3 separate regions of the Homo sapiens genome follow, and regions 2 and 3 are each linked to region 1. Evidence: chromatin contacts called from ENCODE Hi-C or POLR2A ChIA-PET data. All regions are on one chromosome and are shown on one strand. The core of a region is the stretch at or near the end of the contact, and the rest is flanking DNA. Distances in the headings are between cores, read along the strand shown. Region 1 has its middle 28 kb from the start of SYNM. Region 2 overlaps IGF1R (insulin like growth factor 1 receptor). Region 3 overlaps IGF1R (insulin like growth factor 1 receptor).

Evidence for each region. Hi-C counts contacts between places; a loop is a spot of excess contacts on that map. ChIA-PET counts read pairs that join two places held with the same protein, here RNA polymerase II (POLR2A). Pooled maps may share reads with other maps.
Region 2: a loop to region 1 is called in a map of gastrocnemius medialis, with 3 times the contacts of the local background. The contact joins two enhancer-like sites. A Hi-C loop is called at or near these places in 30 of 168 maps with a recorded cell type or tissue (A673, B cell, CD8-positive, alpha-beta T cell and 24 more), 12 of 37 single-sample maps with no recorded cell type and 16 of 50 pooled maps. POLR2A ChIA-PET finds 5 or more read pairs at or near these places in 3 of 52 experiments (AG04450, OCI-LY7 and Panc1).
Region 3: a loop to region 1 is called in a map of gastrocnemius medialis, with 4 times the contacts of the local background. The contact joins two enhancer-like sites. A Hi-C loop is called at or near these places in 3 of 168 maps with a recorded cell type or tissue (gastrocnemius medialis, left colon and transverse colon) and 3 of 50 pooled maps. POLR2A ChIA-PET finds 5 or more read pairs at or near these places in 1 of 52 experiments (activated T-cell).

What each region holds. Positions count from the first base shown.
Region 1 is chr15:99,075,384-99,078,472 of GRCh38, forward strand. No RefSeq gene overlaps it. Among named protein-coding and RNA genes, the nearest start is that of SYNM, 28 kb to the right of the region's middle. Within about 2 kb of position 1,453, at least 12 of the 41 ENCODE cell types and tissues checked have a DNase peak (open chromatin) inside an H3K27ac peak, as active enhancers do.
Region 2 is chr15:98,667,508-98,670,596 of GRCh38, forward strand. The region is part of intron 1 of IGF1R (insulin like growth factor 1 receptor); the gene reads left to right. Among named protein-coding and RNA genes, the nearest start is that of IRAIN, 18 kb to the left of the region's middle. RefSeq lists enhancers at 925-2,124, 1,775-2,500. Within about 2 kb of position 1,549, at least 6 of the 41 ENCODE cell types and tissues checked have a DNase peak (open chromatin) inside an H3K27ac peak, as active enhancers do.
Region 3 is chr15:98,801,779-98,804,867 of GRCh38, forward strand. All of the region lies in intron 2 of IGF1R (insulin like growth factor 1 receptor), which reads left to right. Among named protein-coding and RNA genes, the nearest start is that of MIR4714, 19 kb to the left of the region's middle. Within about 2 kb of position 1,638, at least 2 of the 41 ENCODE cell types and tissues checked have a DNase peak (open chromatin) inside an H3K27ac peak, as active enhancers do.

The DNA.
Region 1 (3,089 bases), core at 203-2,702:
TCTGTGGAACATACTTTGACAAAGTTATTGGATTTCCATCCAATCCACTGAAGGCCTTAATAGAGAAAAAAAAGGGCTGAGTAAGCAAAAATTCACTCTCTGGTCTTTGAGCTGGGTCATCAGCTTCACTCTCTGGTCTTTGAGCTGGGTCATCAGCTTCACTCTCTGGTCTTTGAGCTGGGTCATCAGCTTCACTCTCTGGTCTTTGAGCTGGGTCATCAGCTTCACTCTCTGGTCTTTGAGCTGGGTCATCAGCTTCACTCTCTGGTCTTTGAGCTGGGTCATCAGTCCTTTGCCTTTGGAATTGGACTTGAACTGGAACTTACATTATTGCCTCTCCTGGTCTCAGGTCTTTGGCCTCAAGACTGGAACAATACCATCAGCTTTCTTGTGTGTCCAGCTTGCCAACAGCAGATCTGGGGACTTCTCAGCCTCCATTATCATGTGAGTTGCTTCTTCATCATATATGATATATCCTGTTGCTTCTGGTTCTCGGAGAACCCTAACTGATACAAATTTTGGCTGAGATTTTTGATGGGATGGTCCGCAGGGCCTCATGGCTCACAGGCTGCTTTATAGATGAATAGCTACAAAGGAAATCTCGAATCCTTCACATTAATTACCTGCCCTGGGATACAGACACTATCTGTCTCCTCATGGAGTCAGAGTTCTTGGTTCTCAGAAACATATAATTTGTATATTCATTAAAAACACTATTTATACATTCTGATGGGAAAAAGTCCAAATAATAGAAACACTGACAGTAATTACACTTAGTTTTGGAGCTAATTTTATTGAAAAATTGTCCTTAAATTGTTTCTTGACTTTGCCCTTAATCATGACGTGTTAAACACTCACAGGAAATCAGCATATGGCTCTTTAATGAACCAGCAGTGCATGACCAAGAAGTGTGGAGGTTGGTGTTTATTTTGAGATCAAAGGGAGAAAAATGAAGCCCAGAGGTATTTGTTTTCAGAAAAAAAAATCACACTCTTGTGTGTGAGGGTGACGGGAATCTTCTTAATTTAAGTTTTCTCCTGACTGTCCTATTTACTCCCACCACTAATCTGAATCTATAAATAGGGTTTAAATATTGCCCCTCTGGCTGTTTACTACACAGTCAATTATTTACTTTTAATTAAGAGATTTCCAAAGAGCATCCTTCCATTTCACCCTTGCAGCCAAACAACAGAGGGTGTGGCCTTTCCACAAAGAATGACTTTCTGTAACTCACATCCAAGAAAAGACACTGAAACAGGAAGAGACTAAGGAGCAGCTCCTCTCTGACTTGAAGGAAAGTCAGGCTTAATGATGATAATTTTTTCCCCCAGAACTTAAAAAAAAGCTGTATGCTCACTACGTGATGCAGGATGAGGCCCGAATCTGGCACAATTCCTGGTCCCAGGTCTGTTCCGTTCGATCCTTGGTTGCTTCCTGCTTGCCTCCGTCCTTCACCTCCCCAAGAGTTCGGCAAAACCCTGGTTGTCGAAATGCTGTAGTGTGGATAACACGCCATCTAGTGGTTAACAGGACAATTGCAAAAATAGCTTCACAGGTCATATGTCAAACTATTCCAAAATTGGGCTTCAGACCTCAGTTATCTATGCCACTGGTCCTCAGGGTTTGCTTCACATGAAAATCACCTGAGGAGCCTTTAAAAATCTGATGTCCAGGCCGTACCCCATCACAATTAAATCAGAATCTCTGGATGTAGGGCCCAGACATCAGCGTTTTTAAAAATCCCCAGGTGATTCCAAAGGGCAGCCAAGCTTGAGAACTGGTGACCTTTGCAACCAAAACAATGGATTAAAAGGTAGAAACACTTTATGCAGTGATTATAAATCACATGTATCATAAAAAACATTTCCTGTATAAAGCATATATAGAGGTTGCTTTTTTCCTTCTTCTTCATACTTGGATTTTATTGATTTTGTTTAGACAGGGTCTCACTCTGTCCCCCAGGCTGGAGTGCAGTGGTGAGATCTCGGCTCACTGCAACCTCTGCTTCCTGGGTCCAAGCGATTCTTGTGCCTCAGCCTCCCGAGTAACTGGGACTACAGGCGTGTGCCACCACGCTCGGCTAATTTTTGTATTTTTAGTACAGATGGGGTTTTGCCATGTTGGCCAGGCTGTCTTGAACTCCTGACCTCAAGTGATCCACCTACCTCAGCCTCCCAAAGTATTGGGATTACAGGCATGAGCCACCATGCCTGGCTTACAGTAGTACTTTAACATTGCTTTTTCAACTTAATATGTTATGGATATCTCATATAGTCAATACGCTAGATCTAACTCATTTTCTTTTTAAAAAACTTTTATTTTAGGTTCAGGGGTATATGCGCAGGTTTGTTATATAGGTAAACTCATGTTATGGAGGTTTGACGTACAGACTATTTTGTCACCCCAGTATGAAGCGTAGTTCCCAATAGTTATTTTTTTCTGATCTTCTTCCTCCTTCCTCCCTCCACCCTTAGGTGGTCCTCAGTGTCTGTTCTCTTTTTTGTGTCCATGTCTTCTCATCGTTGGACTCCCACTTATAAGTGAGAACATGCAGTATTTGGTTTTCTATTCCTGTGTTAGTTTGCTAAGGATAATGGCCTCCAGCTCCATCCATGTTTCTGCAAATGGCATGATCTTGTTCTTTTTTATGGCTGTATGGTATTTCATGGTGTATATGTACCATATCTTCTTTATAAAGTCTACTATTGATGGGCATTTAGGTTGATTCCATGTTTTTGCTATTGTGAATAGTGCTTCAGTGAACATAATGTGCATGTATCTTTATAATAGAATGATTTATATTCCTTTGGGTATATACCCAGTAATGGGATTGCTGGGTCGAATGGTGGTTCTGTTTTTAGCTCTTTTGGGAATCGCCACTCTGCTTTTCACAATGGTTGAACCAATTTACACTCCCATCAACAGTGTATAAGCATTCCCTTTTCTCCACAACCTCACCAGCATCTGTTATTTTTTCACTTTTTAATAGTAGCCATTCTGACTGGTGTGAGATGGTATCTCACTGCAGTTTTTATTTGCATTTCTCAAATGATCAGTGATCTTGAGCTTTTTTTCTTACGCTTGTTGGC
Region 2 (3,089 bases), core at 299-2,798, 410 kb before region 1:
ATGGCACGCATGCTGTGTGTCGAAGGCCAGGTCCGCCTGTCTGCCTCTCCAGCAGATACTCTCTGGGGCTATTTTTTTCTGCTTGGTTGTCATCCTTTGGTTTAACCAGGCGCCAGGGCTCAGGCCTGGACCTGCTGGATTCCAAAGAAGACTTCGAGGTGGCCGAGCTTGTCTGGCTTCCAGAGGAGCTTTCTCTGTCCCGCCCGGGGGAGTGGCTCACCTTGGTCTGAGACCAATGGGAGGAAGCCTGCTGCGGGCAACTGGTCTGTGCCTGGAAGTTGGACTTGCATTTTCTCTGGACCTCCAAAGCAAACCCGAATGACCACTCTCATCCTCCCCTTTTGCTTGTTTGTGTATGTGCTTGTTTTGCCTGGTCGTCAGGCAGGAGGTGGTGTCAGATGATGAGAGGTGTTGCTCGTCCCTGGGTTGGTTCTCTTACGGGGCTGTATGGATGTCTTAGCTCAGACTGCTGTGACAGGTTACTATAGACTGAGGGCTAAAACCACAGACTTATGTTTCTCACAGTTCTGGAGGCTGGAAGTCTGAGATCAAGGTGCCGACCAAATTTGGTTTCTGTTAAGGGTCCATTTCTTGGCTTGCAGATGACAAATGTCATGTGTCCTCACAGGGTGGAGAGAGCAAGGGGCTCTGGTCTCTTCCTCTTTATGTAAGGGCATTGTTGCCATTATGGGGGCTCTACCCTCAGGACCTCATCTAAACCTGATTACCTCCCTAAGGCCCCACCTTCAGATACCACTGAAGGTATCTGGGGGTTGGGGCTTCAGTATATGAATTGGAGGGGACACAGTCATGCAGTTCAGAACAGTGGAGCAGTGTGCCATAGTGAAGGGATCTCCAGACCAGGATTCTCTATGGAAGTTCTTGGCCAGGTCTGAGAGTTGGTTACAGATCATTAAAATTTACATGGAATCCAGTACTTGAAAGTACATGTCTTCAGGATGGCGCTGAGCACATTCGCCTCTGTAACCAAATGCCTGAAATGTGTAGTGCACCTTCTGAGCACCCCAGTGCTTTCCTTAAAGTGAATGCAGTTTGAGAGGAACTCAATTATTGAGAAATTTTATATGACCCCATTTCTCTCATTTTAGGACAGATAAGTTGCTTATTTTAAACTCTGCAGGAGCTACATAGAGGAAGTTATACTCCAGGAGAGCTTAAATTTCACTCTCTGAAAACTCTGTTCCATGTAAGTACATTCCTCCTCTCTCCCCTCCTCAGTGAGCACGTACCCATCAGATGTGTGGAATTCTATTAAAAGCAGCTCCTCGTGACCCTCCAGGGTCTGTTTTGTAAAGCTGACACCAGCATCAGTGAGTTGGAAGGGGCTGCCACAGAAGACAGACTTACTGCTGCAGCCCGCTTCAGAGCCCTCAGTAGTACTTTTTCCTCTCCCAGCAAATCCAGGAGGCTGGGAAGGTGATTGTTAATTGTTTATGAGCATTAACTGTTTACCAGTCATACTTACTATTTTAAATCTGACCCTGCCATTATGTTGTTTTGTTTCTGTTCACAGCTGAGCTTTAAGCTGGGTAGAATTTCGTGATGAGTCACTCCTATGACTGTAAAATCAGTATCGATCAAGCCTTCCTGTTCATCCTGTGAGCAGTTTAGAGACAGATGAGACAGGCTTATGGTTTCCACTGGCTCGGCTCCGTGCGTGTGCGGATTGGGCTTCCTGAGAGCCTGGTTAGCCCCTTTTATCTGCTCTCTGAAACCTGCGCAAGGGTGTTTAGCATGCACCTTGAAACCTCTGCTGCCTGAAGACAGTGTGCTTAAATGAAGGGTATACAAACCCATGTGAGGTTTTCTCTTCCCTTTTCCATGAACTCCACCCCAATTACCTGTTTGAATTTTGCATGCCAGTTATTTTCAGGGAACTAGTGACCCTTTTCTTGCCACCCTGGGCTTTGAATTGAAGGCCAGTGTGCCACCTTTTCTTTGGCTTTGTTAGAACGTTGCCCTCAGGGTCATATGTGCTGGCTGCTATGAATTCTTACTGCTTGATGGACAGAGAAAGGTGAGGGTTAGATATCTGGACAGGGCATGACAGGGCGGGTCATCGAGTAGGAACATTGGGACCTTTTGCTTCCAGGCTTGAGCAGTGGGTGAGAAACACTGTCTTCCCATTAGGGCAGTGGGTGAAACACTGACTTCCCTCCATCCTCTGGGCAGCCTTGTCAGGTGGGTGTGGAAGCTGAGGTGTGTCTGCCCCAGGCTGTGCAGTCAGCCCCGTGTTCTAGCTTCCCGTGCCGAACCTGGCCCTGGAGGCTGTCTGCCTGGCAAGGGGGCTGCACAAAGCTCGGAGGGGCATTTCTGGTGCTTGGTAGATGGTAGGCCTGCCCCCAGTGCACTGATAAGAGCATGGGCTGAGAGTGCCACTTGGATTCGGCTACAGTGGGCGGCAGAGTGGGGGTGACTGGTGTTGCTTTTACTCTAGAGCAGAGGAGGCAGATGAGGTAGATCGGGGCCCCAGGGATGCTGAGCTGAGCTGGGTAGAGAGAATTTGGTTTTGTAGGATTTGGAGACAGAGACAAATTTGGAGTGTTTGGATGTTCGGGGACCTGCAGGAGGTATGTGAGGTGTGTAAAATGCAGCCCCTGTTTTAAAAAGAGCTTACATTGTCTCTTGAGAAGATAAGGTGTGCCCAGCTGTGGAATGGAACCAGATGCTTTTATGAGTGAGGATGGAGTGAGCACACTGGGAAAGAGCCCTGGAATTGGAGGAAGAGATCATTTTGCCCAGAGGGATCTTGGAGGTCTCCTGGAGGAGGGTACTTAGATGATCAGAAGGATTATACTAGACTTGATGGGGTGGTCTTGGCATCAGAACTTTAAAAATGTATTTTGGGGCTGGAAGCAAGGCTGGAGAGGAAGGTTTGTTTAAGTTGTAGTGGGGGATGAGGCTGGGGGCAAATCAGGGATGGTTTTCCAGGTCTGTAAAGGCTGGGGTAAGAGGAATGGTTGGTTCTTAAGAGCAAAAAAAATCCCTTACATATTGGTTCTCTTATTTGTGCTAAGTTAAATACATGGGAGGCTACTGGTGTTTATGAAATAACCCTGAGCCTTTTT
Region 3 (3,089 bases), core at 388-2,887, 270 kb before region 1:
GACCACACTGGGTTTTCACTGCAGCTTTTAAACAGGATGACTCCCAGCCCCCATCCCCGTGGCTAGCAGCAAGCAGGGACTCTGAAACACTGCAAGCCAATGGACTGAGCATCTTACTTTTGCTGTCCGTGTTTTGGTGTTTTGTAAACCCATCTGGTAATGACCCTGATGCCCCATGTCCCAGCAAGGGCATAGGTACCTGCCATTGTGCACCAAAGTCCCTTTCCTCATGGCCCTGGCTGTTCTCCTGCATGGGGTCATGTGTGTCCCGTTACCAAGTTGTGGCCCCTTTTCAACCTTGAGTGCCACATCTGGGCTGTTGTAGGCATGGGTAGTACAAGCTGGGTTTGTTACTCTAAAAATGAAAGGGAGGATCAGTTGTTAATACCTTCCTGTAGGTGCGAGAGGGAATGAGTTGAGGATTCGATCACTGTTTATAGCCAGTCTCGGATCCTGATTGTGAAGTCATTCTTTCTGGATAATAACTACTATATCCAGCATCTTGAGAGTATAAAATAAAGGCACATGTTGTACGTCATCTCTGAGATGTAGCGATGGCTTGGACTTTGGAGGCTGATGAGAGAAAACTCATGGTGGTGAGCTGGAGCAGGGTGTGGCTGGCGGATTCTGAAGGTGCTAGCCCTAGTTTTACAGCTGACCAGGGAAGGTCATTGAACCCTACAGTCTTGGCCCTGAGAGAACCTTGGAGGACTTAAGGATGGAGAAAGGTGACAAAAGAGATGCAAGCCAACAGCAATTTTGTGGAACAAAGTGTGTACAGGATTTGAACTTAACTCTGCGAAAGACAGGGGTTGCTTGTATGCACGAATTCACATCTGAAGAATGCATCTGATTGTGGCTGCAATTTCTGTGGACGTGCAAACATCTACCTGTGCATTTTATTTGTCTAGCATCATTGAAAGAGTTTTTTGCTTGAGTTGATTTCCCAGGTAATTGAAGCTTACTTCTCAAAGCACAAGATATTTTTTCTCATATATTAGCGGTCTTAAGTGAGTGAGACCCCTAAGAATTCTTAATTCCTTTATCTTACTTTTCCTACAGGAAACTTATTATGTTTTCCTAGATAGGAATTGTGCTACCAAAAATGAAAAGTAAACGTAATATGTAATGTTCTACTGGTAATTGTTTCCATTTTAGGTTGACACCGAACTAATGATATTTAAATTGTAGCTGACTTGAAACACAGTGAAAAAATGGTTTCCTGCTGTTTTTTTAAAGCTGGATTCAGTAACATGAAGGTAATTAAAAATGTACAGATCTCAGTAATAGACAGTCATATGTTGCTTAATGACAGGGATATGTTCTGAGAAATGCATTGTTAGGTAATTGGATTTTATCATTATGCCAGCATCATACAGCGTACTTTCACAAACTTAGTTGATACAGCCTACTACACACCTAGGGTCCATGGTATAGCCTGTTGCTCGTAGGCTGCAAACCCGTGGAGCATGTTGCTGTTCTGAACGCTGTAGGCAATGGTAACACAGTGGTAAGTATTTCTGAATCTAAGCATAGATAAGGTGCAGTAAAAAATATAGTGTAAAAGATAAAAAAATGGTACACCTGTATAGGGCACTTACTAGGAGTCAGGCTTGCAGGACCAGAAGTTGCTCTGGGTGAGTCAGTGAGTCAGTGGTGAGTAATTGTGAAGGCCTGGATAAATACTGTACACTTAGGCTACACTTAGTGAATATTACATTTTATTTATTTATTTATTTATTTATGAGATAGGGTCTTGCTCTGTCCCCCAGGCTGGAGTGCAGTGGTGCAATCACAGCTCACTGCAGCCTCGACCGCCAAGGCTCAAGCGATCCTCTTACCTCAGCCTCCTGAGTAGCCGGGACTAGACGCACACACCACCATGGCTGACTAATTTTTGTGTTTGTAGTAGGGATGAGGTTTCACCATGTTGCCCAGGCTGATCTCAAACTCCTGACCTTAAGTGATCCACCCGCCTCGGCCTCCCAAAGCACTGGGATTACAGGCATGAGCCACGGCGCCTGGCCACAGTTAACTTTTTTAATAAGTAGAAGGTGTACACTCTTAAATAACTATAAAAAGTATAGTAAATACATAAACCAATAACATAGTCACTTATTATCATTATCACATATTATGTACTGTGCACTGTTGTACGTGCTGTACTTTTATACAGCTGGCAGCACGGGTTTGTTTGCACCAGCATCCCCACAAACATATGAGGAACATGTACATCTTACCACGGTTGCAATGTCACTAGGCAATAGGAATTTTCTAGCTATATTCTATCCTTACAGGACCACTATCGTATATGCACTTCATCTTTGAAACGCTGTTAGCTGCCTCATGACTGTATTTCTATTCCTCAGTCATGGGCTCACCATGCAGTACACATGTGTGGTCACTGGAGGGAATGGAAGAACACTGAGGAAATGCATAGCCTGTTTCATATATTTATTACACTATTATTTATTTAGAGGAATGTTAAGAAATCTTGCTTTTATGTAGTTTTAGAATGCCATGAAATATCTAGTTGGGGCATTATCTGCCATTTTGCAAGGTAATCTTCCACTTCTGAATAACGTTACAAGTAACCCGCGTTTGGAGGACTGATTTGGGACTAAGGCAAGGAATTTAGGAGGCACAAGTAGAGGGGAAGAAATAAACACATGACTTTTGTTTTTGTTTTTGTTTTTGTTTTTTGAAAGAAGGACAGTGGTTTGCTTGTTGATTCTGCTTTGAGAGGATGGGGATGCACTCCAGAGAAAGTGAAACGGGGCTATGGGAGGAAGAGAGCAGCGCACACACAGCACCTGCATTTGATTGTGAATGCGATTGTGACTCCTTAGGCAGGAAGGAGAGTGCTAAGACCGTCATCATGGACACTCAGAAAATACCTGCTAATCCGTTTACTGGAAGATACAGGGAGCTGCAGATAATTATTGTTTTTTAAGATGGAGTTTCGCTGGAGTGCAATTGTGCAATCTCGGCTCACTGCAACCTCCACATCCCCAGTTCAAGCAATTCTGCCTCAGCCTCCCGAGTAGCTGGAACTGCAGGCGTGCACCACCACGCCTGGCTAATTTTTT